Linked DNA regions of Homo sapiens: region 2 is linked to region 1. A link is an interaction called in ENCODE POLR2A ChIA-PET data of the cell type or tissue named here. Cell type or tissue: GM12878. All regions are shown on one strand.

The links. ChIA-PET counts read pairs that join two places held together with the same protein. Peaks named below come from ENCODE experiments on the same cell type or tissue, not always from the same donor. Only the 100,000 strongest peaks of a DNase experiment are listed, where the experiment ranks them.
Region 2: POLR2A ChIA-PET joins it to region 1 with 14 read pairs; 6 of 35 experiments call an interaction of 5 or more read pairs at or near these places.

The regions. Positions count from the first base shown.
Region 1 is chr10:102,050,660-102,055,659 of GRCh38, reverse strand. All of the region lies in intron 1 of ARMH3 (armadillo like helical domain containing 3), which reads left to right. Among named protein-coding and RNA genes, the nearest start is that of ARMH3, 3.0 kb to the left of the region's middle. In GM12878, no CTCF peak of the experiment used is centred here; no DNase peak of the experiment used is centred here; H3K4me3 peaks cover 1,770 bases; H3K27ac peaks cover 282 bases.
Region 2 is chr10:101,966,263-101,971,262 of GRCh38, reverse strand. All of the region lies in intron 20 of ARMH3 (armadillo like helical domain containing 3), which reads left to right. Among named protein-coding and RNA genes, the nearest start is that of ARMH3, 87 kb to the left of the region's middle. In GM12878, no CTCF peak of the experiment used is centred here; a DNase peak (open chromatin) is centred at 2,062; H3K4me3 peaks cover 774 bases; H3K27ac peaks cover 4,729 bases.

The sequences.
Region 1 (5,000 bases):
GTTTGTGCGAAGTCTTCAGGTGTCCCGGAAGGGCTCCAGTCCTGTCCCTCTCCAGGCTCTGACAGGCTTTAACCCACTCTTCACACGGAATCAGTGAAGCTACTGTGTTTTCTTTGGGTTACTCGGCGAGAGCCCAGGAAAGGAACCTGTTCCCAGGAGGGTATAGGGAAGGAAAAAGTAGAGAGAAACCTGGTCCCCTGGAGAAGGAGAAGCTGAGGCGTGCTGCCCCTGGCGAATGGGGAAGCAGAAACTTGGGCCATACCCAAATGTATGTCACTGGATCATCCGACCCTCCGCAGTTCTTCCTCTCCAGAAAGTTTTTTATTTTATTTTATTTATTTATTTATTTATTTATTTATTTTGAGATGGAGTTTCGCTGTTGTCGCCCAGTCTGGAGTGCAGTTGCCCGATCTCGGCTTACCACAACCTCTGCCTCCGGGGTTCAAGCGATTCTCCTGCCTCAGCCTTGCGCTACCACGCCCAGCTAATTTTATATTTTTGATAGAGACGGGATTTCTCCATGTTGGTCAGGCTGGTCTCGAACTCCCAACCTCAGGTGATCCGCCCGCCTCGGCCTCCCAAAGTGCTGTGATTAAAGGCGTGAGCCACCGCGCCCGGCCTTTTTTTTTTTGTTTGTTTGTTTGTTTTGTTTTTTGTTTTTTTGAGACGGAGTTTCGCTCTCGTTGCCCAGGCTGGAGTGCAATGGCGTGATCTCGGCTCACTGCAACCTCCGCCTTCCAGGTTCGAGCGATTCTTCCCCGTCAGCCCCCCAAGCAGCTGGGATTACAGACGTGAGCTACCACGCCCGGCTAATTTTTGTATTTTTAGTAGAGACAGGGTTTCGCCATGTTGGCCAGGCTGGTCTCAAACTTCTGACCTCAGATGATTCACCCACCTCGATCTCCCAAAGTGTTCGGATTACAGGTGTGAGCCACTGCGCCCGGCCAGAAAAAGTTTTGAGCTTAGTGAGAGCTTTTTCTTTGCTATCCTTTAGTTGCTTTGTAAACTAGGGTAAATATGATTTGTGTCCCTGCCCGTAACTTAGCAGGATTGGAATTATTTTGGGTGTACCTTAAGTTGGATTTGTGTGCACAATAGCTTCTGTGTGAAGACTTTCAGGATATCAGATCACAGTCAAGGGAAAGAGGGATCCCTCTTGTTACGACTGTAAAGGGGGAATACCCATTTCAGTGACTAGAGAAGCCTTTAAGGTGTTTTCATTGGACTTTTAGGTATTACAATTTATTGTTCAACTTTTTTTTTTTTTTTTTGAGACGGAGTCTCGCTCTGTCGCCCAGGCTGGAGTGCAGTGGCATGATCTTGGCTCACTGCAACCTCCGTCTCTCGGGTTCCAGCGATTCTTCTGCCTTAGCCTTCTGAGTAGCTGTGACTACAGGCGCGCACCACCATGCCTGGCTAATTTTTGTGTTTTTAGTAATGACGGAGTTTCACCATATTGGCCAGGCTGGTCTCCAACTCCTGACCTCGTGATCCACCCGTCTCAGCCTCCCAAAGTGCTGGGATTACAGGAGTGAGTCACTGCCCCCAGCCGACTTGTTCAACATTTGGATAATTAAAACAAGGTGAAAACCTCAAAGCAGTCATTATGAAATTTGGAATCTCACACTGAGCACAGTTTAGGAATCTGTAACATTTGGGGAAAATGGCCAAAAATTGATCCAGGATATATAAGGGTGAACTGTTTATTCAACACATTTATTGAGCACTTACTATGTAACTTTGGGAGGCGGAGGCCGGCGGATCACAAGGTCAGGAGATCAAGACCATCCTGGCTAACATGGTGAAACCCCGTCTCTACTAAAAATACAAAAAATTAGCCGGGTGTGGTGGCGGGCGCCTGTAGTGCCAGCTACTAGGAGGCTGAGGCAGGAGAATGGCATGAACCCAGGAGGCGGAGCTTGCAGTGAGCCGGGATGGTGCCACTGCACTCCAGCCTGGGCGACAGAGCGAGACTCCCTCTCAAAAAAAAAAAAAAAAATTTATACAGTGTAATGGGAATACTGCCATTGCTTGGGAGAGTCAGGGAAATCTTTGCAGGGGGGAGATACTTGAGTTGGGTGTTGAAGGATGAGTAGGAGATTGCACAAGTAAGAAAAGGCATTTTTACTCGGCCTGGTGGCTTATACCTGTAATCCTAGCACTTTGGGAGGCCTAGGCAGGTAGATTGCCTGAGCCCAGGAGTTTGAGACGAGCTGGCTCAACATGGCGAGACCCCATCTCTGAAAAAGAAAAGGCATTTCATTTGGAGAGAACAGTACTTGCAAAGGCTTGGTGAGGATGTGAGAGGAAAAAAAATTATTTTAAATCTCAGAAATTTGTCCCAAACAGGATGTGTGGTGGGGAAACTGCTAGGAGGTGAGACTGAAAAGAAAGTGGGGAGTCATTGGAATTTTTTTCTCTTTTTTTTTTTTTTTTTTTTTTTTTAGCTTCTGAGGAGTTTTTTTTAAGTTAGGGAGTGACAGAAATGCAGATTAAAGTAATGAAGAATGAGGCAGTGAGACTAATTAGAGTTGTTGCAATTGACTGAGAGTCTGAAGAAAGTGTAGCTGTGGGAATGAAGAGGAGGGGATTTTGGAAATACTGTACTTCTGAGATTGATTCAACTTCTTAGGAAGAGAGTGGGCTAGGATTTCTAATTTGAGAGAGTGGATGTATGGGGATTTCATTGACAGGATATGGATTAGAAAAAGTAGAGCAGGTTTCCAAAGGTTAGGGTATGGAAAGAGGCATAGGGGATATGGTTTGGTATGCCGAGCTCAGGTTGCTTGTAGGATGTACCGATGGAGACCTTAGTAGGCAGCTGGAAGTGAGAGACCTGGTGAGCTTAATGTATTGGCACCAGCTTTGAGTGAGGGCATATATGAAAAAAGTCTTGGGGAAAAAAAAATGTTTATTTTATTTGTCTATAAGGAAGTAGCAGATTATGCACTTCCTCCACTTAATAGTGAGCTTCTCAAGGCAGGGACTGTAATTTAGTAATTTTTTGGTCCCTTTCTGTCTTACACTATGCTTATGTAATTTATAAGGTCTTAATAAGTGTTATTCAAGTAGCAGGAAATCAGTTTACTTTGCAAGATTGCAGGTACCTTTTGGGCTTCCTTTATGAAGATTATGGGGTCAGGCAAGGTGTCTCATGCCTGTAATCCCAGCACTTTGGGAGGCCGAGGCTGGTGGATTGCTTGAGCTCAAGAGTTCAAGATTAGCCTGGGCAAGATAGCAAAACCCTGTCTCTACAAAAAATACAAAAATGAGCCGGGTGTGGCAGTGTGAGCCTGTAGTGCCAGCTACTAAGGAGGCTGAGGTGGGAGGGTCGTGTAAGCCCAGGAGGTTGAGGCTGCAGTGAGCTGTGATTGTGCCACTGCATTCCAGCTTGGGCAACAGAGGGAGACTGTCTTTCGGTGGGGCGGGGGAGTGGGGGAAGAAGATGATTATGGGACTTTATCTTATAATTTTCATTTTATATTTAGGTGGTGTTCATGAGGCTTGTATAATTGAGCAGGGGAAGAAATGAGAAGATATGAGTGACAGTGTGCCGTTTGAATAAGTTCAGGGCTGGAGCAGGAGAAAGTATTAATTTACAGGAATCTCCTGCTCATTGAGAAGATCTTACCATGAATTTTCATTCTGGGATGTGTCAGAAAATGTGGTTTCTAATCAGAATTTCCTGAAATACTGTCAATTTGGAGCTGGTTCCCCCTTCGGAAGGAGGAATGCCTTCCTTCTTGTGTAGGATAATTTGAAAGGGAACCAAAGGTGGTCATGTTTATTTAAATGAACGAGAGCTCATCTTCATTGATCATTTGTAACATTAGGCAAACTGAGTAGATGCTGATGGGACCAGATTAAATTGTCTTTTGTGAAGCTAGTTGACCTGTAGTAGGTACAGACTGGCTGATACCTGGGAATAGTCCTGGTTTTGCCATTTGCTTCTTAGTCTTGGGAAAGTCTCTGAGTTACTTCCATTTTCAGGTATAGGCTGAACACCCATTCTGAGGGGAGCATTGTCTAGAGCACACAAGCTATGGACCCTGCCTTGTAGTGGTTTGTGTGCTTCCTTAATCAGTCTGGTTCTGTCCTAGCTTCTAGAAAATAGAGATGATGCTTGTCAGGTGATGTCCTGAGTTGACTGACTTCTTTCTTTTTCTTTTTCTTTTTTTTTTTTTTCCGAAATGGAGTCTCCCTCTGTTGCCCAGGCTGTAGTGCAGTGGCCCAGTCTTGGCTCACTGCAACTTCCGCCTCTTGGGTTCAAGTGATTCTCCTGCCTCAGCCTCCTGAGTAGCTGGGATTACAGACCCCCTCCACCACACCCAGCTACTTTTTGTATTTTTAGTAGAGATGGTGTTTCACAGTGTTGGCCAGGCTGGTCTCGAACTCTTGACCTCAGATGATCCGCCGGCCTTGGCCTCCCAAAGTGCTGATATTACAGGCATGAGCCACTGCGCCCACTTGACTTTTCTTTCTTTCTTTTTTTTTTTTTTTTTGAGACAGAGTCTTGCTCTGTCGCCCAGCAGGGTGGAGTACAAGTGGCACAATCTTTGCTCACTGCAACCTCCCTCTCCCGGGTTCAAGTGATTCTCCTGCCTCAGCCTCTTGAATAGCTGGGATTACAGGTGCTTGCCACCATGCCCAGCTAATTTTTATATTTTTAGTAGAGGCAGGGTTTCACCATGTTGGCCAGGACAGCCTTGAATTCTTACTCTTAAGTGATCTGCCTCGGCCTCCCAAAGTGCTGAGATTACAGGCGTGAGCCACCATGCCTGGCCTTTTTTTTTTTTTTTTTCTGAGATGGAGTCTTGTTCTGTCACCCAGGCTGGAGTGCAGTGGCGTGATCTCAGCTCAGCGCAACCTCTACCTCCCAGGTTCAAGCAATTCTCGTGCCTCAGCATCCCAAGTGGCTGGGACTACAGGCATGTGCCACCACGCTGACTAATTTTTGTATATTTAGTAGAGATGGGGTTTTACCATGTTGGCCAGGCTGG
Region 2 (5,000 bases), 84 kb after region 1:
TCCTACTGGGAACTTTAGGTTAGCAATCTCCTTTGCACTTCTTGAGGCTATAGACCATTTTGTTCACTATGTCTTATTTTTGGAGTGTTTTCTATAGCATATTGGGCCCCTATTTTAGTGTATCACATTGTTTTGCTATGTTTGCTTTTTTTTTTTTTTTTTTTTTTGGAGACGGTCTCACTCTGTTGCCCAGGCTGGAGTGCAGTGCCACAGTCTCAGCTCACTGCAACCTCTGTCTCCTGGGCTCAAGTGATCCTCCCAACTCAGCCTCCTGAGCAGGTGGGACCATAGATGCAAGCCACCATGCCCCAGCTAATTTCATATGTTTTTACAATGATTTGTTTAAATATCTATATTTCCTCTCAAAAAAGTTCCTGGAGGGCAGGGCCTGTTTTTTAATCATTGTTACATCTCCAGCAGACTGCTTGGCTATTTATTTATTTTTTGAGACAGGGTCTTGCCCAGGCTGGAGTGCAGCGGCACAATCATGGCTCATTGTAGTCGCGACCTCCTGGGCCCAATGGATCCTCCCACCTCAGCCGCCCAAGTAGCTGGGACTACAGATGCGTACTACCATGCCTGGCTTATTTTTGTATTTTTTTTTTTAGAGATGGGGTTTCATCATGTTGCCCAGGCTGGTCTTGAAGTCCTGGACTCAAGTGATCTGCCTGCTTTGGCCTCCCAAATTGTTGGGATTATAGGCATGTGCCACAGCACCCGGCCTACTTAGCTTTTTAATAGGAACTCAGATAACATTTGGATGAACAAATAAATGGATGAATGGATATGTAAGATTTTCATTAATGATGGATCAACATTCTCCAAAAGCAGCACAATGTTGTGTTTGAGCCGAATAATAATAATAATAGAACCCAGTAGGATGTTGTTAATGTTTCTGTTGAGCTGACATCATCACCTTTGATAGGGCCAGCCATCCACCTTAGTTTATTTGATTTGTTGATGTGAGAGAGAGTAGTTAGTAATTTCTTTTGTTTTTCTCATTCTTCCTTACCCACAGGTGCATGGATTGCTTTTAACCAAGTAAAAATGGAAACTTTGATGGTTTCTAAGCCATTAAGCAAAGATTGAGCAGGATGTGCAGAGAGAAGTGTGTAGTTGTTGGAGAGAGAAATACTTGAACAGAGCTTCATGGAGTCAGCTTATTTTACTTCCACTGCAGGAAGAAGGGGCATTGGAGAGGCAGGCTGCATTTAAATAGTATGACTTTCCATCGTCTGAAAACATGGGTTGTTTTAAAGGCAGATTTATACTGACATTTTATATTCAACATTTATCTATGGATCACAGTTGTTACCCTCTCACTCTGCCACATCCCGGTGATAAGTCGTTATTTTTATCCCCATTTGTTGGGGAAGGGAGTAGAGATATAGAAGGGTTAAGTGACTTGCTAAGGATCATGGAACCAGACGCTAAACAGAGTCATGATTAGAACTTAGAGTTCCTGACTCCTATGCTCAGACACAGATCACTAAGCAACATTTGCTTGCCTGCAGGAAGAAAGGCCCCCTAAGCCCCCAGAACAATCTGTTCAGCTTCACTGTGCTAAGTAACATCCAAAGCATTCACAGCTTTGTGAAAAAGAAATTGTACATGGCCTGACCTTTTAGATATCTACTGGGAAAAATGGAAAACCCAGGGAGTATCACAGCGTTCTGGATCCAGCTGGCTCTCCTATTACTGGCAGAGGCCTATGACTTCTTGGTTAGGTACATCTCAAGACTGGCAATTGAGAGCCTTTCGTTGGAAGCTTGTTTTACTTTTAAGTGTTGCCATACAGGACTGAAATTTTTCAAGAGAAAGGCTGACTCAAGCCATAGATTTATCTGGCAGTTCTTGTGTAGATGTAGCTTTGATAGTTCAGCAGCCCCTCTTGATTTTGAGAAACTATGCTTTGAACTTTTCATTGTGTGCTTCTTTTAGTTTAGTTTCTTTTTTAAACTTTTAATTTTGATGTAATTATAGACTTACAGGAAGTTGCAAAAATAGTATATAGAGTTTCATGTACCCTTCACCCAGCTTCCTCCAGTGATGACATCTTATATAACTCTACAACATTGCTTCTTTTAGTTTTGAAGAGAGTATCCAGGCGGGAAAGAACATAGCAGTAAAAACTAGAGTAGATGGGAAGGGGAATTTTGGCAGCTGCTATTTCTATCTTGTTTTTAAAATTGCTCTTCCTCATTCTGCTAAATTTTCTCTGATTTAGGCAAATATGTCACAAGATATATTCTAGGCTGATGTGCCTAATTAAGACTGCTTTAGCTTCCATATGCAAAAATAGAGAGCCTCTTTTCCTCTATGGGTGATCAATTCCTCTCAAAATTAGAATGTTCTAATTCAGGGGCATTAGAAGGTATCTTTCTGGTTCTATAATGTAGTTATGAAATATTGTCTACAGCAGTATAGAAAGCCCAAGGACTAAAAAGGAATGCCAGGAAGCTTTTTTCCCTTTCAAATCACTACATTTGGCTGAATCCAAAATTTACACTATTTTGAATCTTTCTCTCATCCCCTCAGAAACTTGGCAGAAGCAAAAGATAAGAATCTCTAACAGGTTTAGCCTGTTACAGGGAGAAAAAGATTCCCACGTAAAAGCCCCCAAAAGAGCAAGAAATCACTTTGTTCTTTTCTCTGTGCATGCAGTCACTTCCTATCCAGAAAAATGTCAACTCTCATAGGCCCATGAGCATTTTGTCAAGTAAAAGGGACCAGGGAAGGATTAGCTGTGCTTTTGGTTACTCTGCCTATATTAGTTTCAAAGGGACATGTCATGTGGTTTCATAAGGTATCATCCTTCTCTGGATCTCGAGGGAGCAAGACAAGTCTGTTATTGGTCCTACCTCATTTTGGCAAAAAGTAAAGTTATTGGTTCTGTGTCAGATGGCTCCACTGAGACATGGTCTCATTGACTTTTAGATTTCTTAAAGGGTGATTTTGGCTATCACTCCTTTAGGAAACGGTGGGGGGAAAGGAGCAGGTGGTATAGGGCCCTAGAAGAAGGCAGTGGCTCCTGAGCATGCTTGGTTAGAGGCAGCTGCACAGGGACCCTACATTTCCCAAAGTCTAGGATCTGGGAACTTTCATGTGGAAACTCATTTTCATGAAAAAGAAGAGGCTGGGTGCTAATTGTGAGGTTTGCATTGTCTGCAAGAAAATGGGGAATGGAAGATGGTTGAGAACCTTATTTATTTTTTTTTTTTAGCAGATACACATTGACTGCAAGGAAAATGGTAAGGATGGAAGCAGATTTCCGTTTAAAGAAAGGATTTGTTCTATTTCTGACTCATTTAGAGGAATGTGGAGCCTTTAGTCAGTGCAGGCTGTTGACATACTGACTTGTGTGCTGTGTTCACCTGGAGAGGCTGATAGCATACAGCCAGAGCCATTTCATTTTCTTGTTTGATTCTTTGGCCTCTGTGTCAGTGAAGTGCTTAGGCTTGCATCCAGACAGATGCCTGTATTCTGAAAAGCCACCTAGAGTTGTTCCCCGCCCCCTGCTCCCCCCACGACTGAGTCTTGCTCTGTAGCCCAGGCTGGAGTGCCGTGGCGCGATCCCAGCTCACCGTAACCTCTGCCTCCCTGGTTCAAGCAATTCTCCTGCCTCAGCCTCCCGAGTAGCTGGGAATACAGGCGCACACCACCATGCCTGGCTAATTTTTGTATTTTTAGTAGAGACGGGCTTTTACCATGTTGGCCGGGCTGGTCTTGAACTCCTGACCTTGTGATCCACCTACCTTGGCCTCCCAAAGTGTTAGGATTACAGGCTTGAGCCACCGCATCTGGCTGAGTATTTTTAAATTATTCTACTGGCAGGTGTTGGCTTCAGATTCTCTCCTGCACCACTCTGCTGATTGACAGTGAGCCTGCTGATTGCTGGCAATGTCCCTGGGTAATTGGTGATTTTGTCCAGAGATGCTGGAATTGGCTAGAGTTTATAGTGCTTCCAGGGTTTTGGTGGCATGAGCTTGTTACACTAGTGCTATTTTCATCGTGTCCTTTGAGTTTCTTGACTTCTCTCCTAAGCAACTGAGATGGTAATATTATTCTTTTATTAGTCACTGTGAAATTATCCATCTCTCCTAATGAACAGGTTTTGATTTGGGTTCTGTGGTACCTAAACCTAGCTCCATGCCAGGTCACAAAATCAAGTCTGGGTGAGTGTTGTCTTTGCTGTTTGTCTTCATAGCATGTAAAAGCTGCTCAAATAGACAGCTTTCTCTGACCTGATTCTTTGGAGATATTAGTTTGTGCTCTCCTGGAGGCTGTCTCTTTCCTGTTTTTAATCTTATTTAAATGTCATTCACTTGGTTTTATAATTAAGCCTCCCCTCTCCTTTTTTGAGGCAGAGGCCTGAGCTACCACTTAATTGTGTCTTCCTGTGGTTGGCTTGTTCCTCTCTGCACCTGGTTTACCTTAATGTGGGGGACAGGTTTTAGTCCTGGAGAAGTTCTCATATCCATTATTCATTCTACTGCTACATGGCAACACAATTTGCTGCTACCTTTTTTCCCTCCTCCTGAATTCAAAGCAGGATAGAAAAAATTCTGGGAAAGTTCTCATTGTGTATTAATGCTAGGAACAGCTCTGCAAAAAAGGTTCCTTGTGGGGTGTGTGTTGGGGGCACTGTGTAAGATGGCAGGATTCTCAGATGGATCGTATTCAACTCTTCCTATTTGAAAATTAGGGTGGGCTGGGCGCAGGGGCTCACACGTATAATCCCAGCACTTTGGCCGATCACCTGAAGTCAGGAGTTCGAGACCAGCCTGGTGGAGCCCTGTCTCTACTAAAAATACAAAAATTAGCCAGGCGTGGTGGCGGGCGCCTGTAATCCCAGCTACTTGGGAGGCTGAGGCAGAAGAATTGCTTGAACCCGGGAGGCAGAGGTTGCAGTGAGCCAAGATCACACCATTGCACTCCAGCCTGTCTCAAAAAAAAAAAAAAAAAAAAAAAAAAAAACCCAAACCAAAAATTAGCCAGGT